Regions from separate parts of the Homo sapiens genome. Here regions 1 and 2 are each linked to region 3. Evidence: read pairs that join two places in POLR2A ChIA-PET (ENCODE). Cell type or tissue: Caco-2. All regions are shown on one strand. Each heading gives the region's core, and the rest is flanking DNA. Links, peaks and the distances in the headings are about the cores only. Region 1 has its middle 53 kb from the start of GACAT3. Region 2 has its middle 41 kb from the start of MYCNOS. Region 3 has its middle 17 kb from the start of GACAT3.

Region 1 (9,814 bases), core at 2,990-7,989, 69 kb before region 3:
ACAGGTACCCACCACCGCGCCCGGCTAATTTTTTGTATTTTTAGTAGAGACGGGGTTTCACTGTGGTCTCGATCTCCTGACCTCGTGACCCGCCCGCCTCGGCCTCCCAAAGTGCTGGGATTACAGGCGTGAGCCACCGTGCCTGGCTGGAGAACGGTATTTTTATGGACAGTCATTCAGAAGTGTGACTGAAGGACAAAATGGTCTGATCTAACGTGAACAACCTGGCCAGGCAGGGTGGCTCATGCCTGTAATCCCAGCACTTTGGGAGGCAGAGGTGGGCAGATCACCTAAGGTCAGGTGCCTGAGACCAGCCTGGTCAAGAAGATGAAACCCTGTCTCTACTGAAAATATAAAAAGTAGCCGTTGTGGTGGTGCGCGCCTGTAATCCCAACACATTGCAAGGCTGAGGCAGGCAGATCACCTGAGGTCAGGAGTTTGAGACCAGCCTGGCCAACATGGTAAAACCCTGTCTCTACTGAAAATACAAAAATATTGGCCAGGTATGATGGTACATGCCTGTAATCCCAGCTTCTCGGTAGGCTGAGGCAGGAGAATTGCTTGAATCTGGGAGGTGGAGGTTGTAGTGAGCTGAGATCGCACCACTGCACTCCAGCCTGGGCGACAAGGGCAAAAACTCTGTCTCGAAAAAATAAAAATAAAAATAAAAATAAAAATAAAAATAAAAAAGAATGTGAATAAACTACGGTGGCGGGGATCTTAGTAAGACACATTTATCCAGATTATTATCTGTGCCTCTGTGTCTTCATTCCTTTCGTCTGGGTATAAAGAGGAACCCTCTGGACCCACTTTAGAGAAAGGTCAGAGAATTCTTTCTGGCCTGCCTCAGGGGAGAATGGCAGGACAGGGTCAGAAAAACTTCCCTGCTTCTGGTGTTTTCTAAAATGCCAAGGTGCCATATTTTGGGGTAGCATATCCTGAACCCATAACTGTTAAAAGTGAAAAATCTGGACGCAAATCGCCAAAGTTTGAATCCTGGTTCCAATACTGTCTAGCCGCGTGGCCTTTGGCAAGTTCCTTTGCTATGCCTCAGTTTCCTCAACAGTCAAACAATGTATTAGCTATTAATGTATTAGCTCACCTAACATTCCCACTAATCCTAGGAGGTATCAACCTTCTAATATTAATATCACTTCATATTAAGTGAACCAATACATTAATACAATACCTGTGCTTAGTAGGTTCTCCTATGTTAACTGTTGGGATTATTGATTTCTTCATTCAGTGAGTGTCTCCTCCAAGCCAGAACTCTGAGGTGACTAGAACACGTTCCCCAAAGAGATCCCTGTCCAGTAGACAAAATGGCACATGTGCAAATAATTGCACAGTGTGAAGGCTTCGTAAGACAACTTGACCCAGCCTAGAGAATTCCTGAAAAGGTGACACTTGAGGTGAGCTTTGAAGGATAGCGAAAACTGTCCAAGAGGGTACGAAAGTGGAAGTGCATTCCAAAGAGCAGAAGGTAGACTGTGCAAAGACACGGAGGTGAGAAAAGCAGGCTGCACGGGAGCTGTGAGTGCCTCAGAGTCTGGAGGGAGATGTGCCTGGTCCAGCCTGGGAGGATTTCGTTTGGATTTTATCCCAAGTGACTGCAAGTCCAGAGACATTGGGTACAAACCCTCCCAAGAACCAAATCTAACTCCAGAGAATTTGGATTAATTTCCCAATTTATAAAATGAGAGTTTTAAAAGAGATGACCCTTGCAGTCCCTCCAAGCACTGACGCAATTTAATTATCCCCAGATAGCTGGAAAGAGGCAAATTGCACGCTCCATTCCCCGCTTCCCCTAGTACACCTCAGGGCAGCACAAGGCCTGGCGCCCAAGCAATGCCTTTTCCTCTTTCTGAATTTTCTACAGTCTTTGCTAGCTCAGAAACTTCTCATTTTAACAGTTTCCTCACAGTCAGGTTCCAGAAAGCATGCATTTATGAAACTTATCAGCTCTGAATCTTTATTGTATGTGTTTTCTCATTAAAACAAATCAAAAATGCCTGTGCAGATGATGTCAAGGCTTTTAAAATTCAAAACCAAAATGTAGCCATCATCTGAATTGTCTCATGCGCAGGCTGCTGAGATCCGAGAGCCTCGTTTGACAGACAACCTGGGACTCAGCAAAGTAGAGAACCTGGGAGACAGGAGAGAGCTGCTTCCAGCCTGGCTCCTGAGCCTGATAAAATTAGCCAAAAGATGATCTCCATGGCAACAGGAAATTTGTTTCTTAAAGAAGGTTAGAAATAATGCCTTTGGAAGAAACTCCGCGGCAGATAGAATATTCTCAGATTACACATAAATGGTGTCTATGCCAACAAAATGACGGGCCAGGCGGCTCAATTATCTGGATAATTTAGGTCTGAACCAGTGATTTGTAAAAGAATAGGAGGCTTTTAAGACCTGAAGAATGGAATGTGGCAGGCCTGGGCCCAGACTCAGGGGAATGGGAAGGCCAACCCCTCCCAGGAGCGTTCTCTGCCAGTCTCAGGACTCGGAACCGGACTCGCACGCTCAGGGTGTGGGCCTCTGCCGGCTACTTTCCAAGAAGCAATGAGACCTGCTTGGAATTCTTAGTGGGATTATCTGGAAGTTGCTGGCAGAGGGGGTTGGGTGCTGGAGGAAGGAACAGGCAGAGAGATCACGTGTCTCAGGTGCTGCAAGGGAGGAGCCCCCGTTTCCGCTCCCTGTTCTGCATTTCTTTCTTCTCTCCCTCTGTCTTTAGCTCCTTCATTCTATCCCTCCTTGGAAGATGAATAGCCACTTTGTAAACTGAATTCCATTTTACTGGGATCTGTTTTGCAGGGAGACAGCATTGCATGGCGCTGACGTTGCCGCCAGGCTGTGCGGAGTCGAATTCTTCACCACATGCTGGCTGTGTGGGCTTAAACTCTTCGTGTCTCAGTTCCTTGACAGTAAAGGAGTGGAATTGAGGTGAGTATTAAATAAGTTAGTATGTGTGGACATACAGAACAGTGCCTTGCCCTGAGAGCTATCTAAGCATATTCCAGCACCTACAAAGGCTAGGCTGAAATCCCAGACGCAGAGGGACCATGGTAGTTCCTGGATTGAGATCTCTCTCACTGTGAATCGTTAGAGAATTCTAGATGGTGGTAAACGCCACTTGCCATCCAGCCTCCTTGTTATACGATAAGAAACTGATTCCCATCAACACACAGCACTGAGGATGTCCTACTTGTGACAAGCAGTGATTAGCAAATACTAAGTCCCTGGAGACAGGGAGGTGAGGGGCCCTGTCCTAGAGCTTTGAGCTTCCTGCAGCTCCTGGCTCAGGCTGGGCTGGGTAAGGGCTCTGTAAGCATTAAGGATCTTACCTCCTTTTGGCTTTGTTTGTTTATTTATCTGTTTGTTATTTAATGAATGAAGGAATCCCTCAGACAAAGATAAGAATCCCAGTGGCCCAATTAACCCTTTCCAGCAGCTCAGCCTAAAAGTTATGTCCCCTAAAGAGTTCCTTTTAGTAGTTCTGTCTGGTAATACATTCTGAGACCATGTGGCGTGGGGATTCCACAAACCACTCCTTGTGATGCCTCAAGAGCTGCAGACCCCGGAGAACTGGTGTGAGCTCTAGAAGCAAAGTGGGAATCCAGCCACGTGCTTCTCAGGTTTGTGAATCGGCCAAGTTACTTAACCTCTGTTTCTTCATCGTGAAGCATAACCATATCCAACATGTATCGAGCACTTAGTATTTGCCAATAACTGTATAATGGGTTTACACCTATTATCTCATTTAATTCTCACCATTTTAGAGGAGAAGTCAGGGGCACAAAGAACTTACTCACCCACTCAGCAAATAACTTGCCCAGAAGACAGATTTACTTATTGGTTAATAAGTAAATAGCAGAGCTTGGGCAATTATCCTCAGGGCCCTCCTGGTGGTTGTGAGAACTAAGTTTTATAACATTTGGGCTCACAGCAGGAGGTGGCAAATGTTGCTTCTCCTTTCCTTCTCTTCCAAAAACTCTGGACTTTGTCCAGAGGAAAAGTGACCTTGTGTTCTTCCTTCCACCCTCCTTTCCTTCCACTCTTTCTTTCCTTCTTTTTTCTTAGTCCCCTGTTTTTTTTTTATTCACCCAACATTTGTAGAAAACATTCTCAGAATTCTACACCAGCTTCCTTCCTAACAACTAACCTACAAAACTGAACCAGGCAGGGCTGTCCCTGCCCCCAGGCAGCTAGCAGTCTAGCCTTTTGTTGTGCAAGGTTAGCTAATTCCAGGGGAACAAAACAAAAAGAGGGCCAATATCTCCAATTTCTGTTTTGTTTTATTGTCAATCGGAGAAGAGAGAAAATTCACTTGTTGAGCCCCTCCCACTGGTGAGGTGTTCTACGTTCATCCCATTCCATCATCATAGCCAACCTTTGAGAGCTGGTATTATGTTTATTCTTTATGTTAAAAAAAAAAAACAAGAAAGAAAAACTTGAGACCTGGGCTTCTCCGGAGCTAGTCCGCGGATACACAGTGAACAAGAAACCGTGATGGACTTTCGCTCACTCCTCTGCAGGCCACTCTAAGCCTCGGCTTCTCAATGTCCTTCTTTCTGGGCTAAATTTGCAAATGGAGACTCAAAGATGTCTAGACATTTTTCTCTTTTTTAACAATTTTTTTTTGGATGGCTGGGTGCTGTGCCTCACGTCTGTAATCCTAGCGTTCAAGAGGCCAAAACGGGAGGATTGCTTGAGTTTAGGAGTTCGAGACAAGCCTGAGCAATAAAGCGAGATCCCTTCTCTTAAAAAAAAAAAAAAAAAAAAAAAGTGGAAAACAAAGTTTGAAAAGTTTTTTTATTTGCAAAGTCTAATTAGCCGCTGATATTTCCCCTGGTAAACATCCTTCTTATAAATTCCCATACTCAGCCCCTCAGTGGAGCTAGGAGCTGGGTGTGGTGGGGATCCCTGGCCTGCACCCCCTTCTGCCCAGGGCATGCTTGGCATTTGCCAGGCCCGGCTGCAGCCTCAGAGCTCGCCCTAGATTTACGGCAGCGCACACAGCTGCTTCCAGCCAAGGTGAGGCCTTCCTCTTTAATGGTACCGTTTACAAGTCAATAAAGCCCGGATGGAGCGCTGTTTCCGCCGCTGGTCCCACCACTCCGGGCTCCGTTGTCTCACCGTGCAGTCTGGGTGCCAGGGGGCCGGCTCTGGGGACTCTTTTCTCCCGTGATGGCTCTGCTCCCACCTCGGCCCCAGAGCAGCCCAGCCATAAAGGCTTCCCACCCCCATGAGGGCAGAGTTCAAAGCCCGGCTCCCCGGGATCCTCAACTGCCAGCCCCTCCTTGCTTTATGGCTCCTGCAGCCACTGGAGTCTTATCTCCTGTGCTGAGATAAAGGCTCTCAGAAAGCCCCAGCCCCTCAAGATGCCTCGGCCCCTGGGCTCAGGCTCCCCACTGTTCTCTGGGATCTGATCAATGAGCTGGAGGAAAGTAGCCTTTTCAACCCACTGAGACAATGCCCCTCTGCGTGTGGGGGTTTCCCTAAATAAGACCTGCAGGGGCTCTGCCTAGGGGGAAGCTGGGACACCTCGGACCTCCCAGCCAAGAACCCCCAAGCCCAGGCGATAACGAGGTGAGAGATGGAAGCTTAATGGGCCCAGGCGTGTGGGAACGGGGGGCGCAATCCGAGGGACACAGCCCAGCAATGGCAGAGCAAAGTCAGGGCTCGTTCACCTGACCACTAGTTCAGGGAGCAGGGCAGAGCGCCTACTGTGCGCCCAGGGCTGCGCTCCATGCTGTGTGCTCAGCATGGGACAGAGGAAGCAGAACAGGAATCTGCTGGGCAAAGAAGAGGCCAGGGATATTTACAAAAGCCAGACAGTGAGAAAGAGACGGGTTAGGGTCCATCCCCAGAGTGGCTGCAGTGGGGGTGCACCATGGGTCCTTACAGAGCACAGGGCAGCTGGTTGCTCAATCCCTTCCTCCTAGTACATGCCTACACCAGAGACTGGTGGTCCCTGGAAGCCCTGTGGTGAGGGCCTGGTCACCAATCCATCACCGCAAAGTTCAGGCTGAGGCAGCCTGTGTTGGGTGAACCCCAACCCAGGAACTGGGATGACCAGTAGAAGTACCGTGAGCCCAGGGAGACAGGAGTCTAAGAAGGGATGCTTCTCATTCGTACACACACACGCCGGCCTACAAACATCTGCCAACCTGCAGGTGTTTGTAAGTAAGCCCCAACACTTACTTTGTAAGTAAGAAGGCATCCTAAGAGCCTCACTTCTTATGAGAAAAAAACTCAGGCCCAAAGAAGTTCAATTGACAACAGCTAATATAAGGCCACCACTAGTCTACTTGGTCCCTCCATGTGAATTAGAAAAAAGGCGCCCCTGTGGGGTGGGTGCAGCCCCAGGAGGCATGGCTTGTGAACAGACAGCACTTTTGTATAAAGGAACAGGAGCCCTTTCCTTGAGTGCACCCAGGCACTCAAATTGTCAGGGAAAGTGAAGGGTGGACTTCTGCCTCCTGGTTGGGCATCGCTGTGCACCTGTGACTACGCTGAGCTCATAAGAGAAAGTGCCCCCTCCACATAACAGCAGGTGAGGCAGAGAGACCTGCGGGGCTTCTGAGTTGGGCACAAGTACAATTCAGTCCCAGCTCTGTGACACCACTGACCAGCATTGCAGCTGTGGGCAACCCACCATTCCTGCATCTGTAGACTAAGGTGGAAAATACCTACTTCATGGGGCTTGGCAAAGATTGAAGAGTAGATGGTTGTTCTTATTATTCCAATGCCACAAGAGCAGAAGCTGAAGGATCCCCAGAGCCTTGGATGTTTTCCTTCCTTCCTCACTTAGAGAAATGCCTTAGTTATTTGTTTCCTGCCAGAGTATAATTACAGTGCAAGGACCTCATTCTCCAGTCCTGTTTTAGTGAAGAAGGAAGGAAGTCCAGGCCTTTTTACCTCAAACTCCCTGCTCAGAGATGCCATCTGGGAGTTTGACTAATCTGCTGTTGCAGCCAACAACTCCTCTGGGTTCCAGATCTAGGTGCTGTGCAGGCCACTCAGGACTGCCCTTGTCGCCATCAGTCAGCCACTGTTCTCAGCCCTGACCTGCAGGACACCCATCTTCTCCCATGGCCCTGCGAGTTCATGGCTGGAGGAGGAAGGGAGGTCTATCCACACACTCTGAGAAGCACATCGGGGCATTTTGGCTGACGGCCATTCCCACCATGAGTGTATCTGCAAAAATAGCCATTTTGTGTCTCTCTTTGGAGAGCCAGTGCAGAGCCCTGCACCAGAAAAACACTTGCAAAAGCCTCGGAATGACTGTGAACCCATCCTAACAGGGGGCCCTGAACTTGTCCACCTGCTTTAGAGCCCAGCTTGGTGGCTCACCGTATCCAAGGAGGACCGCCGGCTTTGCTCCAGAGAAGTGCCAGGAGAGTTGTTTTCATCAAGTTGAAGGAAGGACACATAACTCTAAGACCAGCCCTGATCTATGACCTGCAGCAAGTTCCTCTGCACTCTGCAGCAAACTCATCTGCAAAATAAAGGAATAAGAATATGTGACCTCCAAGGGCCCTTTCAGACCTGTGGTACTGGGAGTTACAAAGGATCCTTGCCTAATCTGCGGTGTGAATTGAAAGAGAATATTATTTGTGAAGACTCAGCTGCTAGGGAAGAAACTTCCTTTTCAGTGAGATGACCACTGGAGTCCTTCAGCTTTTACAGAAAGAGCCATAAAGTTATTTTGCAAACAAAGTTGACCTTTAATGAAGCATCTTCTGCAGGTTCAAAGAAGAGAGCCCTGGTCCGTGCACCATGAGGTTGGATTCATGTGTAAGGTGTGAACAGAGCAGGAAGATCCTGACGAATGTTGTATTTCAGCTAAGATTTAGGAGATTGCCTCCCACACTCACAAGGGCCCATGTGCTGTCTGCCAGGCCTGTGCTGAAGACAGAGACACAGACACTCCTGCCCTCTAAAAGGGCCTACTCTAGGGGGAGTCATAATGAGGACTCTCCACACACCTGTTTACCAGGGACCTTTGAGAATATCACAGGCCCATGAGGTAGACTGAGCAAGAATGGTCACCTGTATCTTACCAAATAGTTAGCTAAGGCTCAGAGATGCACTCATTTGTCTAAGGCCACACTGCCAGGGAGTGGAAAGTTTGTGAATTCCAATCTTCTGTGTCATAGGCCAACTCTTCTGCAGCCTCTCTCTCCACTGCACCTTGGTGTCTACATGTAACAGAGGACTTAAGACTGAGAGGTTGGCCAAGTATGGTGGCTCATACCTGTAATCCCAGCACTCTGGGAGGCCAGGAGTTCTGGCAAGAATCACTTGAGTCCAGGAGTTCAAGTCCAGCCTGGTTAACATAGCGAGAACCCATCCCTATTTAAAGGAAAAAAGAAAAAAGACTGAGAGGTTATCATCTCTCAGGGTCTCCTACACAGAGTAGGTGCTCAGTGAATACCTGTTGAGTAAAGCCACCAGGTTCTTGGCTCCACTACTCTAGACAAAGACTTGATTTGCATCTTTCCAAGCCTTTAATTTGCTTCTCTCTGGCTCTTTCATCTTGAGTTTTTGTTGTAGGGATGTTTGTTACAGGATTGTGGCTTTTGCAAATGGAAAATTCTAAAAGGTATCAGTCCTGCAATTTTCTTAATCCTGCTGGTATTCCAAGCACAAACTACACAGCATAGTGCTCATTTCCTCTAAAAATGTCACACACTTCTGTCCATCCACAATGGCAGGAAGAGAAAGCAGAGCCTTAGAATTAGGCAGATCCGAGATCTTGTCCCTGTATCACTGGGGTCAAGTATTGGCCTTTCTGAGCCTCAGTGGTCTATTCTGTAGAATGGGGTGAATCTTCACTTTGAAAAGATATCAGAGGGACAAATGAAATTCCTAAAATCCCCAGTACACCATGGGTTGGGTTGGGTTTTTGGCAATGTGAGCTCCCTTATCTTTCCCACTCCCTAAGGAAGACTTGGGCAAGTCCCATCTATGGCCTATTTTCTTCTCGGGAAGAGTTTTTCCACCATCAAGTTCTCTGTCTCATTGGTGTTTCAAAGCCATGAGCCTCCAGAATTATTTGGTAATCATCCCTGCCCAATATGTTCCATGTACAGAGCAGCAGCAGAGCAGTGTACGTGACACACTTGAAAAGATAATTGGTAATGGGGAGTGATTTCTTTATGTGGCTTCCACTTTGCCACTTTGGAGACACAACTATAGAGACTTTGGGGCTCTTCATATCAAGGAAATACCAGCATCATTACAATCAGAGTCATCTTATCTGTTAGGCCCTAGAGCTACAGGACCGGGCTATCAGCTCTTTAGAGTCCTGCAAAATTATTTGAGATCTGAAAACAAAAAATAATTGGCCCTGGGCTGGGCGCGGTGGCTCACGCTTGTAATCCTAGCACTTTGGGAGGCCTAGGCAGGCGGATCACTTGAGGTCAGGAGTTTGAGACCAGCCTGGCCAACATGGTGAAACCCCGTCTCTACTAAAAATATAAAAATTAGCTGGACGTGGTGGCGGGTGCCTGTAGTCCCAGCTACTCAGGAGGCTGAAGCAGGATAATTATTTGAGCCTGGGAGGTGGAGGTTGTAGTGAGCCGAGATGGCACCACTGCACTCCAGCCTGGGTGACAAAGAAAGACTCTACCAAAAAAAAAAAAAAAAAAAAGATTGGCCCTGCAACACAAAATGAAAACTGCAAGGTCAAAGCAGATGGATGGTAAGTCAAATGTCTGAGAAATGTAAAGTTCTTTCATATGCCACTTCCTGAATTGATGAATTTATCATTCATGAAAATTTCATTACATTCAAAAACAGTTTGTTG
Region 2 (9,814 bases), core at 3,041-8,040, 51 kb after region 3:
ACTATTTGCCCAAGTCCTTATAAAGACTTTCTTCCTTAAGCAGAGATTTGGGGACCTTTTTCAAATTGTCTTTAACTTCTGTTTCCAAATCATGAGCAGTCATGTTTTACCGAAGTCACCAGCATCTTCACTAGTGACTCTCTGTTCTAACCTTGGGTTCGCCCAATGGTGGGGCTCTTTACCAAGAGCTTTCAACCTGCGTAAGCTGCTGATAGATCCCAGGCACGTAAGGGAACAGAAATCTCAGCCTGTGCCCAGGGAAATCTGGTATACCCCACATTTCAACTCCCAAGTGTCCTCTGCGCTCCGTTTTCCTCTTTCTTGCTGTTTCTTGCTTGCTTACTTGAGTGATTTGGATTTGAGGGTTCTCCCTCTGGCAATGACAGAAGAAATCAACTAGAGGCAGGCAAGCAGAGGCCTGGAGGTAAAATGTGGCTAGGGCAGCCTGGCGGAGGGTGCTGCAGTGGGTGGAGCTCATGAAGTGTCCTTGTTGACTTCTCCAGGAGAAGCTGATTCTGGAGAGCACCGTTAGGGAGAGACATGAACCAGCCCTGTGAGGCAGGATGACTCAGGAAGACAGGTGGGTTCTTCAGAGCTGGGTAAGTTACTTAGACTCTCCGAACCTCACTTTCCTACCTGCAAAATGAAATCATTTCTACCTCACAGGATCCCTATGAGGATTAAATGGCAGGGCTCATGTGGAAGGCACTTCATCCCATGCTTAGTGTGTGGTAGACACTGAATGAATGATTTAAAACACCAGCACTGGCCGGGCACACCTGTAATCCCAGCACCTTGGGAGGCTGAGGCAGGTGAATCACCTGAGGTCAGGAGTTCGAGACCAGCCTAGCTAACATGGTAAAACGCCACCTCTACTAAAAATACCAAGATTAGCAGGGCATGTTGGCTCATGCCTGTAATCCCAGCTACTCAGGAGGCTGAGGCAGGAGAATTGCTTGAACCCCGAAGGAGGAGGTTGCAGTAAGCCAAGATCTTGCCACTACACTCCAGTGTGGGCAACAAGAGCAAAACTCAGTCTAAAAAAAGACCACGGGCACCACTGCCCCTGCAAGCAGCCAGTTCCTCATGAACAGATCCTTCTCCAACTCCCATGCCCCAGCCAGGGCTGGGCATCACAAGCCCCCATCTGCACCTCCCAAATGCCTGTGCAGGTCCTGGCCTGGGTCAGGGCTGCCCTCAAGGGACCACAGGCGACCAAACAGGAACCTGGAGATAGATACCCTGAGAATATTTTTCCAGAGTGTTGGCCGGGGCCTGAGATCCCTTTCCTCAGGACACAGGCAGCTTCTAATTCCACATCCCAGGTCAGAGGTGGGGTACAAACTCCTGAGGGAGAAAGCACTCTCGGTGACTTGCAAGTGACAGGTCTTAGATCCGGAGGGCCTGGAGGGATGTACATCTTAGAGGCTGAAGGGAAATGCCCAGGCTCAGTGCAGGCACAGGGCAGAATCTGACCAGGAAACAGCTGCAGTACAGACAAAGGGGCCTTGGCAAGGCTAGGCCCTCCCAAACTGTGCCATGATTCCCAGGGCTGGCCCTGACAGGTATGTAATAGATGATCATTGAGTCAATGGGGAACAGGGGTGAGTTTACACAGAACTCAGTTTGCATTCGGCAGGAATTCCTACGGAAACAGTGGTGAGGGATCAGGACATGAGGGAAACGCTGGGCAGATGTTTTCAGTTCAGGGCCGGGGGCTTTCAGGAAAGCACAGCAGACAGACAGCAAGTTCACCTCTGCGGGGGAGGAAGGGAGAGATGCGGCTGCAGGCCGGGGCCATCTGGCCCTTTGCTCCCAGGTTTTCAGACCAGCTTCTAGTAACCTGTCAATCACGGCTCAGCCCTGGGCTGAGTGCTGATGGCAAAGTTCAGAGAAGAAATATCCTTAACTTCCCAAAGGTAATGCACGCACACACACATCCACAGACACACAGATACATAGACACACATACATATACACAGAGACACACATACAGACACACACAGACACACATGGAGACACACATACATAGACACACAGAGACACACACAGAGGCACACAGGCACACACATGGAGACATACAGAGAAACACACACACAGATGCACACACACAAACACACAGGCACGCTATGCACGCATATACAGACACACATACACAGACACACACACAGACACACACGTACACACAAAGGCACATATACACAGGCACACACATAGACATACACAGAGACACACAGACACATGCAGAGACACATACTCAGAGACACACACAGACCACACACAGACCCACACACTCACACACACAGACACACATGGAGACACGCATACAGACACACACAAGCACACATACACACACGGAGACACACATACAGAGATACACAGAGAAATACACAGACACAGGCACACAGACACACACAGGCACACACAGACACACAGGCACACCGACACACACGGAGCCACACAGACACACACACACACAAAGACATGCAGACACACAGACACACACGAAGACACATGCAGAGACACACAGAGAAACACACACAGACACGCAGGCACACATACAGAGACACACACAGGCACACTGTACACATATACAGACACACACAGAAAGACACATACATACACACACAGGCACATATACATAGCACACACATAGACATACACAGAGACACACAGACACATGCACATAGACACATACTCAGAGACACACACACACAGAGACACACACAGAGACACACACAGAAACACAGGCTCACACTCACAGAGTCCAGGCCTGTCTGGAGAAGCACTAGGAGAAAGACACGGGGGGAAGGAGAGGCCGAGATAAAGTGAGGAGGGGAGCGATCTGGAAAAGCAAGGAGAGGGTGAGGAGCGGGATAGGGATCACAGTCCCCGAGCTTGGGCTGAGGCCAGGCCCAGTCTTGAAAGGGGCCCAATAGGGCAGCCCAGTGCCAGACAGGACTCGGTCTGACAGAGACCTGTCCTTGCGCAGCCTGGGGTTTGCTCTGAGGTTTTGTGGGTCTAAGCTATCTCTGAGGTCACCCCCATACGCATCATTTATTCGCGTCTGTGAGTGCTTTGGACATTCATGGCTCCGCAGTCGGCGCAGGACCGAGGCCCCCACGGACAGAGCTGTCAGGTAGGGCAGACCGGGCGCTGGGGCTGGAACGTTCCAGAGGCTCTGGCAAGGCATTCCAGGAAGGGAACGTTCACTTCAGAAAGGGCCTCATGGGGGCCTCTTAACCCCCAGTGCCTGCGCTCGCCCAGAGACTGGCAGGCCAGGGCAGCAGCCGGCCGGGACTGTCTCTCCGGGCTGCAGACAGCCTGGCTCCAGGCCCACCTCCCGGTGCCCTCGGCCTGACATCTTCTGGGCAGAGCCACCATGCCCAGGGAGCCGTGTGGATGGTGTTAGTAAACACGCTTTCTTGCGCCCAGCCTGGCAGGGCCTGTGGGCAGCGGGAGGGCAAGGCGCTGGCAGCTCCCACGGCCGGGCAGGCGGGCGGGCAGGCAGACAGGCGGGCAGGCCGCCCCGCACAGCCCAGCCAAGGCCCAGAACAGAGCAGCTGCTCCCGTCGCCATGGAGACGGGGACTGAACAATGAGCATCCAGAAATGCAGCATGGCCGCCTGGCACTGCGGCCCACACTCCCACCAGGCCCTCACACCTACACACAGGCACGCACATGCATGCATGCACACACACACACGTGAACACACATGCATGCACTCACACAGTCTCGGCCTCCCTGCTGGAGAAGCAAGAGGGAGAAGGAGAGGGAAATGGGGAGAGGGAGAGAGTGCGGAGAGGAGGAAAGGGGAAAGAGTGAAGAGGAGAGCAAGGGAGATCACAGCTTCATTGTTGCAAAGTTGAGCAAAAATCTCACCCTTTGATTCTAGCTAAAAATACGTTTTGCAAAACTTGCCAGCTTTTCAGAGGGTCATGTGGTGCCCTGGATTCTTGTGTAACAGGAGAGTGAAAGGGGGTTTCTAATTAGCAAAAGCATCTTGAATCAAATCACCTTCTACTTAGAGAGGGGTAGCTGAGAGCCCGACGGAGTTTTAAGTCCCAGGAAATTAGAAGAACACTTTCTTAAATGGATCTAAATCCCATGTAATTCCTCCTTGGAGATAATGCGAAGAGGAGGCCAACAGGTTTAGCCACAGTCTCGGAAATGGAGAGCCTGAAAGAGGCTTCATCTGGCCCCTTGGGAAGGCAGAGGGCAGCTGTGTCCAGAGGATTTGAAGAGACCTGGGGCAGGCTCAGGAGGGCAGCCCATGGGCATCTGGTTGTGGTGCTTGTGGGTGTCTTCTGAACACTTCCTTTGTGTGAGATACTGAGCAGGTCAGCCCCTGTCTTCCAGGGGCTCCCAGGACCCCAGCGGGGGAGGTGGCAGGGCCCCCGATGTGCACTGGGTAAGCGGGCACATCCCTATGTAGACACACTCTCCCGCTCACCAACCAGCCACCAGCCAGCCCTCAGCCCTATCCTCGTGTCTACAATGAAATCAGGTCTCGAGTCTCTGAGACTTCCAGGACCACTGTCCAAGGACTGGCAATTCCCATCCTAATTTCCATCAAGTGCTCAACCTGCAGGAAGTCGCTTGATTTCTCTTGGCTTTGCCTGGTTCCTTCCTGCTTCAGAGCAGGTGGGTGTCCTCCACAGGTGGCCAGACCCTTTTAGCAGAAAAAAATGGACTGCCTGCTGATTGACCTGATGGAGTGTAGGAGCTGGAAGGGACACTCTAAGGTTCTGGTGTCCACCTCCACCACTGGAGATCATAGCCAGTGACATTGTAGCTGGCACGGGAAATTCACAGTCTACACTCCAAGCAGCATGCGGGGAGAAGGCGTTCACCACTTTTCTGGGGATGGAGTTTAAAAAGCGAGACAGAGAGAGGAGGCAAGAGAATCAGAACACGTTGGAAAGGAAGAAGAGAAAAGGTAAGACTGAGATAAATCTCCTAAGCTGTGTCAAATACTAGCAGGTTCCAGCAACTGCATTCAACTACAGCTAAGAAGTACTGAACAGCCCTTCCTCAGCTTCCTGGCCTCTAAAATCGTAGGCCCCATGAAAGAGAAAACATAGTAGACAATTAAAAGAAGGAGTGAGTACTAGAACTGAGCCAAGCCCCCTCCTCAGCTCCCTGCTCCCCTTGCCTGCCCGGCATCCCTTGCTAGAAGGTTCTCAGAACTCCAGGAAGCCATCTGCACCGGCTCAGAAGTGGCAGAGGGGGAATTAAAACCACGAAAGGAAGGATCAGAGAGACTCTCTCCCCCTCAAGAGCCACTTTAGTAGATGAAAAAAGCCAGGCGATTTTAATCATCACAAATTGTCTGAGCCTCTGAATCCACCTTCTCTGAAGCAAGGGAGGCCTTCCCTGGTTGCTGACTGATGCTCTCCAGTGGTCTGGGCTCGGGGTGTGGCTGGAAACCTACCTTTGTCCCCCTCCTCACTTCCTGGATCCTTCTGCCTGTCCTCCCAGGTCCCTGGCCCAGTCCAGGCCAAAGCAGCCCAACCCTGCTTATCTAAGGAGATCTGACAAGACTCCAGCCCTCAGGGGTACGGCCGCTGGCAAAACATATGGTGCATCGTAAATAGGACTTCCTTTTAGGAAATGAGCTGCTGTAATTAAATCCCCATTCATTTTTTGTAACATACACACAGAGACAAATAGATCTTTATCCTTTAGAGGCACAGAAGAGAATGGCTTGTGGGGAACAGAGATTATCTGGCGCAGTAGACTCTTAAAAAAGACTTCCTAGATCCAGGTGGAATGAAAACTCCGAATTCATAAGCTCCATCGCTAGCCCAAGTGGGCGAGCAGCTCTACTTCCCCTCTCCAGGACCAGTGAGGGAGCCTTTTGAAATGGAAGAACGTATTTACCTGGAATCTGGGCCGAAGAGGCGATCACTTCTTCCCATCCCACAGTCCTGTGACAGAGCAAAGCTTAAATTAGATGTATTTCAATTGGTTTTCTCTGGATTGGGTTCAACCTGAATTGAGCCCACCTGTGAGCTATGTATTGGGCTAGGCACTGTGGAGGGATACAGGGAGCAGGTGGGACCCAGGGGACTCCTAGGGACCCAAGAGACACCTGAGGGACAAGGTGCTGACCTGCGCACAGCACCCAGTTCTACAGGAAGGGGAGCATGGGGGGGCGGCAGGTTGTTCCATTGGGGGTCTGGGAAGCCTTCATGGGGTTAACAGGAGAGCCGATCCTGGAGGGAAGAGTAGGATTTCCTGAACAGAGACTGGAGTGACAGCATCCAGGGAGATGGAACAGGACACAGAGCATGGTACTGAGGCCTGTCTGGTACTAGAGTCACAAGATTCATGGGAGATACGGGTGAGGAAAAGAAGGAGCTGGACGCCGGGCGCGGTGGCTCACGCCTGTAATCCCAGCACTTTGAGAGGCCAAGGCAGATGGATCACCTGAGGTCAGGAGTTCAAGACCAGCCTGACCAACATGGTGAAACCCTGTCTCTACTAAATACAAAAAATTAGCTGGGTATGGTGGCGCATGCCTGTAATCCCAGCTACTCGGGAGGCTGAGGCAGAGAATTGCTTGAACCTGGGAGGTAGAGGTTGCAGTGAGCCGAGATTGCATCATCGCACTCCAGCCTGGGCAACAAGAGCGAAACTCCGTCTGAAAAACAAAACAAAACAAAACAAAACAAAAGAACTGGACATCTTTTCTGTCTTTGAGAGCCAATAAGGTCCAATATGTCATTTCCTCAGAAATGAAATTTTCTGGCCGCGCGTGGTGGCTCACACTTGTAATCTCAGCACTTTGGGAGGCCAAGGTGGGTGGATCACCTGAGGTCAGGAGCTTGAGACCAGCCTGGCCTACATGGTGAAACCCCATCTCTACTAAAAATAAAAAATTAGCTGGGCGTGGTTGTGTGTGCCTGTAATCCCAGCTACTCGGGAGGCTGAGGCAGGAGAATCACTTGAACCTGGGAGGCAGAGGTTACTGTGAGCCGAGTTCGTGCCACTGCGCTCCAGCCTGGGCAACAGAGCAAGACTCTGTCTCAAATAATAACAATAATAAATAAATAAATAAAATGAAAGAAAAGAAAAAAATTTTTCTTTCATGCAGTCACCAAACATCTGTTGTCTTGCACACGGTAGGAAAAAACAAAACACCAAAACTGTTTCTCAGACTGAATACGATGTGAAAGGCACTGAGTTAGATGGTGTGCTGGTCGGTCTCCGGGGTGAAGGAGATCCAGGGGTCAGCCTCCAGGCATTTGCAAACTCTCAACCTTGCAAATACCATGGGGCCCTCCCCGCAGTTACTGTGTTTGGAATCTCGAGAAAATCACAGAGCTTCTTTGAGATGCAAATGTTGCGCTGGGCTGGGCCGGCTCACAATTCAGATCGGCTATCGCCACCAAATACCACGTCCACAGGGCTGGGACTTCCAGTGGGGCTTTGGAATGGTTGACCCCGAGAAGGTGAAATCCCAGATACCGAGGCTTCATACAAGGCAGAAAGTGCTAAAGGCCATTTGAAAATGACCTTTGAAAGTGCTAGCGGATAAAGGCATCCCACACCCTGTGGTGATCAGGGCAAGCCACATGCATAGGGGTCAAGACCTGTGGTTTGCCTGTATTTGAATCCTGGCCCCAAAGTCTACTAGCTGTGTGACTTTTAGTGAAAGACTTAACCTCTCTGTGCTCTGGTTTCTTCTTCTGTAAAATAAGGATAAAAATAGAACAATAGGCCCCTCCTAGGGTCATTGTGATGAATGAATTAAGATCCATAAAGCACTTAAGACAGTGTGGGGCACATAATAAGTGCTTGAGGTATTTGTTGTTGTTACTGTTATTTAATGAATGGTGTAAGTAGATACACAGTGTCTGTGAGATGAGGATATGAGCAAACCATTTTAGATAAAGAAAATTCTGTCCAGGTGCGAAGTCTTATGCCTGTTAATTCCAGCACTTCTGGAAGCCGAGGTGGGAGGATCACTTGAGCCCAGGAATTCAAGACCAGCTTGGTCAACATGCCGAAACCCCATCTCTACTAAAAAAAATACAAAAATTAGCCAGGCGTGGTGGTGCACACCTGTGGTCCCAGCTACTCGGGAGGCTGAGGTGGGAGGATGGCTTGAGACCAGGAGGCAGAGGTTGCAGTGAGCCGTGACTGTGCCACTGCACTTCAGCCTTGGCAACAAAGGAAGACCTTGTCTCCAAAAAAATAAGAAGAGGAAGAAAAAAAAGTCTGGCTGGGCTTGGTGGCTCAAAACTGCAATCCTACCACTTTAGGAAGCTGAAGTAGGAGGATTGCTTGAGCCCAGGAGTTTGAGACCAGCCCGGGCAGCATAATGAGACCCTGTCTCTTAAAAAAAAAAGAGAGAAAGAAAGAAAAGAAAAGAAAGAAAAAAAAAACGGAAAGAAAAGTCTGTGAATCTTTGGCACCTGGACACTTTTCAAAAATAAAAATAAACTTCTTTTGTAGTCAGTATTGGACTAGTCAGTACTTAACATCACTTGGAAGGTGACGTTCCTGTCTGGGGCCTGCTGGGGACCTCACAGGGACGCCAAGCATCAGACAGACAGTTGGACTAGCTGACCTGTGAGGACCCTTTTGGTCCTGAAATGCCATCACATGCATTCTATTACACAGGGAGGGAAGCTTTCCCCAGGTTCCCAGGCTGTAAAAAGGGAAAGAAAGCACACAGTGGCTTCCATGTTCTCTCACACACCCTGCCGGGGCATCCTCCTAGCACGGAGGAAACTGGCCTTCCCCACAGTTAACTGCTGCTGTGGGGTTCTAGTCATCCCCAGGAACTTGCAGTGTGTCCTGAAGAGCAGGGGAGGGAGAACACCACGGTTATAGAGTTTGAGTTTCTCTCTCTACCTCCTCATCCACCAAGTCCTCCTCATCTCTTTCCCTCAAAACACCATTTTTGGCTGGGCGTGGTGGCTCATGCCTGTTATCCCAGCACTTTGGGAGGCCGAGGTAGGTGGATCACTTGAGGTCAGGAGTTCGATACCAGCCTGGGCAACATGGTGAAACCTTGTCTCTACTAAAAGAACAAAAATTAGTTGGGCGTGGTGGCAGGCGCCTGTAATCCCAGCTACTTGGGAGGTTAAGGCAGGGGAATCGTTTGAACCTGGGAGGCAGAGGTTGCAGTGAGCCGAGATTGTGCCACTGCACTCTAGCCTGGGTGACAGTGAGACTCCTTTTCAAAAAAAAAAAAAAAAAAACCCACACCATATTTTATGTCCTCTTATTTAAAGTGGGAAACTGAGGCCTGGTACCTTGCCTGCCATCACACACCATCTGGGCTCAAAATAAATCCCAGGCTCCCTTTCTTCCTGACCTGGGTCACCTCCATTTGCTACTCCCAGTTTGCAAAGGGCTTTCAAATAGATGATTCTGATCTGCCTCCCAGCGGATATCAGGGGGCCTGTTTTACAAAGGATAAACCAAGGCACAGAGAGGGTAAGTGGCCAGTCAAGAGATGCAGCTGGTACCTGGTGAAACTGGGATTCGATACTCTTCTCACTACACTAAGTCCAGGCAGCACACTCTCCTGCTTACCTCATTTTCTCAGGTCACCTTTGACCACAGTCATTGTTAGGACCTTTTGCCAAACATCTCAGTTCCAGTCTCCGTCTGGCTTTGGACAATCTATCTTGGACCAGTTTCATCTCTAAGAAACTGCTCTGACTATAAATTGAATTCTTCCTTCTGGGAGCACCTCTTGGTGCTTTTCACCATCTTCCCCTCTTTTACATTGAGCAAAACAGCAGTTTTCATATGGATATTATACTTTGCATTTGCTTAGCACTTTTGGCTTTT
Region 3 (9,814 bases), core at 1,576-6,575:
CTCGCTCTGGCCTCTTGAAATTGCATCTGTTTTGAAATGTGACTCGACTTCAATCCAGAGCTGACCATAACATCCATGGCATGGACGGGAGGTGTTTACTAGATAAGCTTTTGATATTTGATGTTTGCTAATCATATTAAAGGCTTGAAACAAAATCCCAGCTACAATAAATCCTCACAATTGTACACATGAGGCAGGAAACGCCTAAGAGCCCTGCCTGGGGGGAGTGATCCAAGACTCAGGGCACAAAAAGGAGATAGAGGGTCTAGAAACCAAGAAAACAGGGGCCTGGTGACTGGGGTGAATTATTTCTGTGACTCACAGTGGGGAAGTCACTTCCCCTCTGGACCTCACTCTCCCCATCTGAAAAAGTATGGCCCAGACATGCTATGGTCCTTTTCCTACTTACAGTCCAGGCACAGGGACGTTAGGAGTCCTCACATGACAGCATTTAATGTGAATGTATGAAATGTATGAATAGCCATGTGGGCATGAATCCGATTTTGTGGCAGCTCCCAATTCACTTTCCTCAGTCGATCCTGACTCCATGACAACCCCAATGCTCGGGTATCAACCAGAGATCAACAAATCAGAAGGAACTTCTCTGCTGCATTAAGAATGGAAGGCAAATATTTGGGCTTGAAAGTGACTCTGGAGGGTCATCTCGGCCACCCCTCAGGTCCTAGTTGAACAGCCAAGCCCTCGATGTCCCCTGCCTGTGCATCATGCACCAATGTCACTCACTATCTCCCTGACACCATCCCATACCCATCCCACCCCCATGCAAGATGGTTCCCTAGATTCTCTCCTACCTTAATCATTATCATGCTTTAGGCTTAACTTCAAACTACACTTAAAAACAGATGGAATCTAAATCCCAGGGGATCAGAGAGGGCTGGTCTGTGTTGTCTCCACTGCTGTTCTCCTGTCTGGTTTGACTTTTGCCTGGCCATGCTTCTCAGGACCTAGCCAGCACTCTATCCTTACTAATTCCTATTAACCTGACCTAATGACAGCTACCAGTAATGGTATAGGACGTGACCTTCCCAAGATGGTCTACCTTGGAAAAAGAGACCTGAGACCTAAGTGCCTTCAAGGCTCTGCAGAGTTGGGGCTGGCATGGTGGAATAGCAGGCATCAATTAGCAGGCCTTTCTAGACAACATAGTCTCCCCTGCAACCCCAAAAATCCTAGCCATCTAAGCCCCTAGCTTATTCGGTCATCTTGGAGCTCTCAGGGTTTCCCTGAACCATTTGGTCAGAAAATACGTGTCATCAACCTTTGTGAAATCTCCATTTAGCAACAATGGGAAGATTTTGCTCATAGCCATGGAACCTAAAGGTGTTCACTAAACTGGTGCCAAGCAGGTGGAAGACATGTCAGAAGGGCACACAAGCTCACCTCCCCAGGAGCCAAGCCAGCCCCTGTAAAAGCCAGCTTTGCCTCCAGGTCTCAGACATGTAAAACCCTTCGGCAGCGTGGAGCAATTGGCCACCTGCTTTATCCTGGGGAGAGAAGAAGATTCTCATTGGTACCAGTACAGGACATCAGTAAAGCAATTTCCTTTGTGGGACTAATTTAGTGCTCATCACACAATGAGGACTGCCTGCTAGGCCATGTCATTAACCAAACTGGCCAATTTAAAACTGGATGGTCACAGCCACTGCTCACAACCAGGAAAACGCCTCTCACCAACAAAGAAAGAAGCAGTGAAGTCAGGTTACCTGTTAGCTAAGAAGAGTACTGCAAACGTGAGCTACCGGGTGCTGAGCCCTCCTCTGTTTCAGGCACTTTGCAGACAAGACCTCCTTTAAATTCCTGTGCCTACCTCTTTGGAGCCTGGGTTATAATTCCCTCTTTGACAGACAAAACCCAAGAATTTAGGAGGAATAAGAAGTAGAAGCAGGATTTGGGCCTGATTCTCTGAGCTTACAGTCTAAACTCGACCGTCAAACCACTTGGCCTCCCACTGTGTCCTAAGAAGTTTAAAGACAGAAATTAGGCCATTTTAACATTTTGCAAAACCCTAGATAGACTCACAACTTTCTCCATGTCAGCTCAGGCACTGCAGGTGCTGACAGACCCCTGAGATTCAGTGCGACCTGACGGCTCCAGTCAGAGCCTCAGGGGAGTTGAACTCACTAAGAAACCTGCCTTTCGGTCTGAGGTCCCCCATCACCCCCACCTCCAAAGCTTCCTTACATGGTTGTCTGTTTCCAAGGTCTCTTCTATGGCCTGAGGCTGTCTCCTGCCAAGGCATGGACCAGTCATAGTCTGCAGCTGCCAGAGAGGAATGAGAATTGTCCAGCCCTTGTCCTAGAGTTTTTGTCCTGTTTTTGTTGCTCCTATTTTGTGTTTTAACTTTTTTTAACATATTAATACAGTTTATCTTTTCTTTTTTTCTTTTGAGACAGGGTCTCACTCCATCACCCAGGCTGGAGTGCAGTGACACAATTACAGCTCACTGCAGCCTCTGCCTCCTGGGCTCAAGCGATCCTCCCACCTTAGCCTCTCGAGTAGCTGGGACTACAAATGCACATCACCACACCCGACTAATTTTTGTATTTTTTGTAGACACAGGGTTTCACCATGTTGCCCGGGCTGGTCTTGAACTCTTCGATCCGCTCTCCTCAGCCTCCCGAAGTGCTGGGATTATGAGTGTGAGCCACCCTGGCAAGCCAAGTTTGTCCTTTTTATTAGCAAAGTAAAATAGTTTTTAAATTCCCTGTAGTTTCATCAACCAAAGACAAATACCATTAATACTTCTTTCTAGCTTTTCCGTATGCTAGTTCCATGTCTGTTGCTCTATGAGACTGTGTGTGTTCACCATTGTGACTAAATGCATCATTTGACCTCTTGGTGTCTCTCCCCCATAGTATTATGATATAACCATTTCCATTTGTTTTTATAAAGTCTTCACAAACATCCTTTCAACTACTGTCTGAAAACCTGTTGTCAGGATGTAATAGAGTTTACGCAGTGAATCCCCTCGTGCTGGATCTTTAGGTTATTCCCAATTTTTCCCTGTTATAAACAATGCTGTAACAAACATCCTTGTTTATATGTCTATTTTCTTCAGAAAGATTTCCTGAAGTTGAATTACTAAGTCAAAGGGTATGAATAGTTTAACATCCTTGATCAATGTGTCCAAACAGCATTCTAACTATTTAAGCATATTTTAAATATTGACTTACAGAGTGTCAAATAGGAAGGAACCTTTGCAGTCAGCTCCACCCCTTCCAGATGAGAACTCACAGTGGTGCCATGTGATCCGGGCCAGTAGTCACCACTCACTCAACAAAACACTCCCCTCCACCCCACTTCCCCCCAAACCCTCCATCTCCACTCCACCCCTGCCAGTTTGACCCACTTCCAGTATTTGGCCTTTGCTCAATTCTTTGCTCTTCTCTTTCTTCTGCCTGGAACATCCTCATACTGTCTCCTGGCCCATCTCTCCTTGTGGAGAAAACCACAGACTTTAAAGCCAGCTGGCCCTCCTCTGTAGAGCGCTGCCTCCCTGTCTGTGTTGGGATGGGGTGGGCCCCCAGGGATGGAAGCACCCCTGATGAGACACACTCACCCCCTCTGGGCTGGGCACTGCTGCCCTCCACCCCCCAGGACCACACCTGGGATCCCACCCTCTCTGCCAGGGCATGCCAGTAGGAGCTCAACCACACTGCAAATATTCCCCCTACCTGGCCCGGCCCACTGAGAAGCACATTCCTCATTCCTTCCCTGGCCGTCCACATGGGGCACTGTGACAGCTAAGTCAAACATCCCATGGCGAGGCTGTCATGGAGAAAGGGGGAAGCTTTCCAGCCAGAGAGACCCAGGTTCCAATCCCAGCTTCAATTCCTACAGGGAGAGGAGAGATCCCGAGCGAGTGGCACAGGCTCCCTGAGCACCAGCTCTCCCCTCTGTGTGAGTGGCCTGGTAACTCCCCTACAAGGGACAGTGAGGAGCCGACGGCTGTAGGCACTGCTCCCTGGTCCTGTTACCTGGGCATCTGACTCAGTTTACCCACCCCAAGGGGTCATCAGTGAGGGGCAGACAATGGGGTAGGGGAGCAGGAGAGAATCAGAAATGGCCGCCCCTGCCTCCAACAAATGGCTATAAGGTAACTGGACGTCTTTGCCAGGAAGCAATGTGTACCAAGACGCTAAGCCTAACTGTGTAATTATGCTAGGATTCCTTCTAGTAATTAGCTTTTCCTTATGAGAAAGGAAAATAATTATATTTCTGCCTCACATCCAGACAGTGCATTCGGCGGCATCTGTCCACATATCCGGGGAGTGGGGTGGGGGAGAAGACGCCGCTCAACTAAATGTAGGACTGTCCAGAGGCAGTGAGTGTTCTAGAAAGCTACTTGCGGCCGGGTGAGGTGGCTCACGCCTGTAATCCCAGCATTTTGGGAGGCCAAGGCAGCTGGATCACCTGAGGTCAGCCGTTCGAGACCAGCCTGGCCAACATGGTAAAACCCTGTCTCTACTAAAAATACAAAAATTAGCTGGATGTGGTGGTGCACGCCTGTAATCCCAGCTACTCAGGAGGCTGAAGCAGGAGAATCGCTTGAACCCGGGAGGTGGGGGTTGCAGTGAGCCAAGATGGCGCCATTGCACTCCAGCCTGGGCCACAGAGTGAAACTCCATCTCCAAAAACTAAAAACAGAAAGAAAGAAAGCTACTTGCACAGACCAGGCAAACCATTCTGGAGGATGGTGGAGCTTCCCCATGCTGCTAGGGAGTTTATGAGGGACAAAGGTAGGTCCTGCTAAAGAGTGGTATGGGCAAATCTGGTGTCCAGAGCTGCAGTCTATCAGGAGGTCATGGTCAAACTGCGGCCCATGCCCAGGACACAGTGGGATGTTCCAGCAGAGGCCATGCTGATGGGGCTGGGCACGGAGGCTCACGCCTGTAACCCCAGCATTTTGGGAGACTGAGGCGGGTGGATCACCTGGGGTCAGGAGTTCAAGACCAGCCTGGCCAACATGGCGAAGCCCAGTCTCTATTAAAAATGCAAAAAATTAACCCAGGACGGAGGTGCGCACCTGGAGTCCCAGCTACTTGGGAGGCTGAGGCAGGAGGATTGCAAGAACCCAGGAGGCGGAGGTTGTAATGAGCCAAGATTGGGCGACTGCACTCCAGCCTGGGTGACAGAGCGAGACTTCGTCTCCAAAAAAAAAAAGAAACCACACTGATGGGATGCACAATCCCCACCCTGAAGGGGCGCTGCGGAAACGAGGGCCAGGGCCTACTTGGGGTCCAGCCTGGATTCCTATGCCAACCTCCTCCCTGTTTCCAAGGTCTCCCCGATTAATCCACCTGCCTTCTGACCTTAAACACAACTCTCCACCCCTCCCCTTTTCCTCACCTGATAGTTCTTTAACTTTTAAGACACATTCAAGGAGCCAGGCATGGTGGTGTACACCTGTAATCCCAGCACTTTGGGAGGGCAAGGCAGGAGGATCACTGGAGCCCAGTTGAAGACCAGCCTGGGCAACATAGCAAGAGTCCATCTCTTAAAACACTTTTCAAAAAATACAAAGGAAAGCTTTCAGTGTAGTCTTGTCCAGCAAAGCTTTTGCCTTCTTGGCTATCCCCAAATAGAGTTAAGGCCCCTCCCAAAGGTTTCCCTAATATGTTTCTCTCCCTCAGCACAGCACTTCCCAGGTGGCCTCATCAGAGACCCTCACTAAAATAATTTTTTTTCAGAGCAGAGACCACCCTGTATTCATTTTTATAACTCCTAAACCTAGCATGGTGCCAAGCACTTAGCAAAGCACTTGTGTAATGAAGAAATGAAAATAACTCATTAACTGAGAAAGAATTAATTATAGATTGGAAATGAATGAATGAAGGAGAATGTACTAATGAGAAAACGTAAGTTTACCTTTTGGACAGTGTTAAATCTGCGCTGAAAAGGAGCAGCTAATCGACCCATAATAGACTCCACCCTGCTGGAGAGGGGACTCTAGGTAGATTCCTGAAGGGCTGGCACGGAGCACAGGCAGTGCTGGCTGGCTGCCGATGGGCGAGCCCAAATTTCCTGAAGAGGCATAGAGACAAATGTCAATAAAGTGCATCCGGCTGTCGAGAGGCAAACAGAAAAGGCTGTATTTAATTTGCTGTTTGATGCTTCAGTGTAGTTTCCTCAAAGCCATTAATTGGAATTTGAATTGAGATTATTCACTTTGGAGGAAATAGATTAATTCTCCCAGGCTATACAATATTGCCTAATAAATTTGGTGTGGTGGACATTTTACATCTGTCTCAGTAAGTTTAACCTTTTCTTTAAGGTCCAGCTCCTTCTCCCTCTGTGTAGAATTAAACATGCATAAGGGCTGAGCTGTCAGGAGACCTCCTGGTGGGTCGTGAGTTCCTCTCTGTGTACCTGTCACCACTACCAGACTACGAACCCAGCACGGGCAGGACTAGAGTCTTTTACCGTCTGCTTTCCCAGTGCTAAGAGCAATTTAACAGTCATCCAGAGAAGGGGTTCCATTCCTGTTTGTACAAATAAGTGAGCAAATAAATCGATCCTTTCATGTTTTAAAAACTCACCAAGCCCTTTCCAGTACCTCTACCACCTCTCAACATCTTAGACGCCTATCAGAAGAATTTGGGTCATAAACCTTATTCATTCCTGTCTAGTCTATAAAGCTCCTTCTAAAAACATCCGAAGTCACCCTATTCCTGGCTCAAAGGGACTGAACACTACCCTTCATTGTTCCAGGCTGTGGGGTGGGGAGGGAGGCTCCAACAATACAGAAAGCAAGGCATCTGTCCCCAGGAGCTGGCGGTCACAGTGGACCCCAAGGTAAGGGGAAGTAGCTGGGCTGTCGGCAGCTGGCCACCAAAGTGTTGTCATAGACCCCGTGCTACAGGGATAGGGCAGTGTTACATTAATGTGGAGTGTGGGGGAGAACTTGTGGAAGACGGAGTGAGGGGGGCAGGGCTGAACATCCAGGGACAACAAGACTGTCCAGCAAGCAAACAGAAAGTCCTAGGAAATGCACCGGGGCCAAGAGTGGGAGACAGACAGGCCCGGCTCGCTGGGCAGCTATGGAGGGCTGGAGGCCTTAGAGAGAGCTCCTCCTGGCTCTTCCCCGAGGGAAGAAGGCCCCAGGCCCTGGGCCTTTGATTTCCAGGAGGAGAGGAGATTCTGATGGAGAGAAAGACTGAAATGCCTCCCGCTGGAGCCCACCCCACCCTGGTCTCCAATCCCCCCAACACCGCCCCCGCTTAGGTAACCCCTCCTCATGCCCGGGGCCCAATCCTGCCCATAGGCTCACCCTCTGGGTGGTGGGTCCGCAGGGCAGCTGGGAAACTGGGCTGGAGGTAGGCAAGATCAAAAGGCCTGAATAACCTCTGGGGTCACAGTGACAAAATGCTTATGGGCTGGAAGAGGATGGAGCCATTAGAGTAAGGAAATGAACGCAGGCTTTTTCCCCCTGAGTAGGCACAATGGGAGCCAATGGGAAGCGAACAAAGCTGGCCCACTTGGGCGGGAGGCAGGGCTGTGGGGAGCAGGCCCTGTTCTTTGGCCCGGGAGTTAATGTCGACCGGTCACACAATGGGAGCACTGACCCAGCTGCGGCTTCGGAGTGAGAACACTGCGAGGTCAGCGCGGCCTGACCCCCAGCGAGGTTAACCAGATCAGAGCCTCGGCTGATTGCCCAGCCCACGGGTGCCCCTAATTGCCGTAAAATTGAAGGTTCCCCCAGCATTTGCCCAGCTACCTTTTCAGGTAGCCCAGGAGCAGGGGTGGGAACCACCAAGGTGGGGACCCCCCAGCCCTTCATCACGCCAACTCTGTGACCTCATTCCTCTGCCTGGATGGCTCCGCTGGGACCTTTACCCACCCACCCTTCCCAGCGCGCTCATCACCCTTCATGGCTTTCATGTTGGGTTTTAGGTGGCAAAAATAACATTCTACTTTTAACTCGTGAAAATGTTGAGTCAGGATCTAAAGAAGCGCAATAGCCACCCTTTCCGTGACTTTTGCTCTGCCTATTATAAAAGTCAGGCATACCCATTTTAGAAAGCAGAGAAAAGCAAAAGGAAGAAAATAACAAGCATCTCACAGACAAGCACTTACTGACATTTGTGGTGTATTTCTTGCCAGGCTTTTTATATGCATTTGTTTTTACATAGTTGGGGTCATTTTGTGTTTATAATTTCACACCCTGAATGTTTTGCGTTAACAGTATGTCCTAAGAATATCTCATATGATGAAAAACTCTGTGTAGGGCCAGGCATGTGCCTCATGCCTATAATCCCAGCACTTTGGGAGGCCAAGGCGGGAGGATTGCTTGAGCCCAGGAGTTTGAGACCAGCCTGGGCAACATGACGAAACCCCATCTTTACAAAAAAAAAAAAATTAGTAGGGCATGATGGGGCATTCCTGTAGTCCCAGCTACCTGGGAGGCTGAGGTGAGAGGATCATTTGAGCCCAGGAGGCAGAGGTTAAAGTGAACCGAGATTGTGCCACTGCACTCAAGCCTGGACAACAGAGTGAGCCTCGTTCTTAAAAACAAACAAACAACAACAACAAAAAAAAACACCTCTCTGTAAACATGCTATTTAATATCTACATCAGGTTCCGGTTCTACTGCAATCATACCTAGAATAGCATAGGATGGACCATAGTGTAATTAAGCATTCACCTTAGGTTTTGTTTTTTTTTTTCATACAAATACTTCTGTAATGAACATTTTTGGTATAAATGTTTGTCTGGGTCCTGATTATTTCTTTGCAACAGATTTTCTGGAACGTATAGTGGGATTATCAATTATGATGTCTTAAAGGAATTTTTATTTCTATTTTTAAAAATTATTAAGAACCAACCTGTATGGTGATTACTGAGGACACAGTGACCAACAGATATGGCATCTACCTTGGGGAGATCCCATGACATACACACACACCACTCTAAACCCCATGCAAAATGGACTATCATTGTCATTCTGTATGGGAACAGTTCAATAAAAACTATAGCATAATGTTGCAGACCATTTGGGGCAAATCTTCCCATAACCCGTGACTTCCCCCACAACGGAGAACTTGAGTGTTCTTTTGACATTTAAGCATCATTTGCATAACACACTTGATCCGTGAGCCTCCCCCGTCTTGGGGTCAAACTTACGGAAAATGAGAGGGTTGAGGCAAGGTGGGTTTCTGCCACCTCCTCTGCCAGCCCGGTTCCTGCCTCTGAACCTTTGCTCATGCCATCCTCTGCCTGAAATGCCTCTTCCCTGACAAGCTCTTAATCAGGCCTCAAAGGCCATCTCCAATCCCATCCCGGGGGTCTCCCCAGGTTTTCGCAGCCCACAGTGAATTCCTTTCCTACTCAGTATCCTGAGCACCAATGTCCACAAGTATGCTTGCTGGAACATGAGCTCCACAGAGACCTAGAAATTTGCATGTGATTGGAGCCAACAAATAGCCAATGAATTGATCAAAAGGAATACATCACTCAGTGCCGCTTACTGAATCCTTTTGTGTGTGTGTGTGTGTTAATGTATCTCTTCAAATCGTTTATATGGTGTAGTGGTGACGATCAGATCCCAAAGCCACCTTTAATGGCCTTGTGGCCTTGGGCAGTACTCCATTTCATCATCTGTAAAATGCAGATAATAATAGTGTCTATCTCTTTGGGGTTGTTGTAAGAATGAAGTAATGTACCAAAAAACAAGGAAACTGTGTCAAAAGACATAGGAGCAAATTTGAAGGATTGCCCCTGACCAAAAGGCAGGTGAATCACAAGGTCAGGAGTTCAAGACCAGCCTGGCCAAGATGGTGAAACCCTGTCTCTA

What was found. ChIA-PET counts read pairs that join two places held together with the same protein. Peaks named below come from ENCODE experiments on the same cell type or tissue, not always from the same donor. Only the 100,000 strongest peaks of a DNase experiment are listed, where the experiment ranks them.
Region 1: POLR2A ChIA-PET joins it to region 3 with 5 read pairs; 4 of 35 experiments call an interaction of 5 or more read pairs at or near these places.
Region 2: POLR2A ChIA-PET joins it to region 3 with 5 read pairs; 2 of 35 experiments call an interaction of 5 or more read pairs at or near these places.

What each region holds. Positions count from the first base shown.
Region 1 is chr2:16,098,544-16,108,357 of GRCh38, reverse strand. No RefSeq gene overlaps it. Among named protein-coding and RNA genes, the nearest start is that of GACAT3, 53 kb to the right of the region's middle. RefSeq lists enhancers at 2,042-2,872, 2,145-3,344, 2,873-3,702, 4,534-5,364. In Caco-2, for the core only: no CTCF peak of the experiment used is centred there; DNase peaks (open chromatin) are centred at 3,269, 3,886 and 5,267.
Region 2 is chr2:15,978,212-15,988,025 of GRCh38, reverse strand. No RefSeq gene overlaps it. Among named protein-coding and RNA genes, the nearest start is that of MYCNOS, 41 kb to the right of the region's middle. RefSeq lists a silencer at 7,145-7,439 and an enhancer at 6,914-7,701. In Caco-2, for the core only: no CTCF peak of the experiment used is centred there; DNase peaks (open chromatin) are centred at 5,510 and 7,336.
Region 3 is chr2:16,028,187-16,038,000 of GRCh38, reverse strand. No RefSeq gene overlaps it. Among named protein-coding and RNA genes, the nearest start is that of GACAT3, 17 kb to the left of the region's middle. RefSeq lists an enhancer at 3,216-3,716. In Caco-2, for the core only: no CTCF peak of the experiment used is centred there; a DNase peak (open chromatin) is centred at 3,750.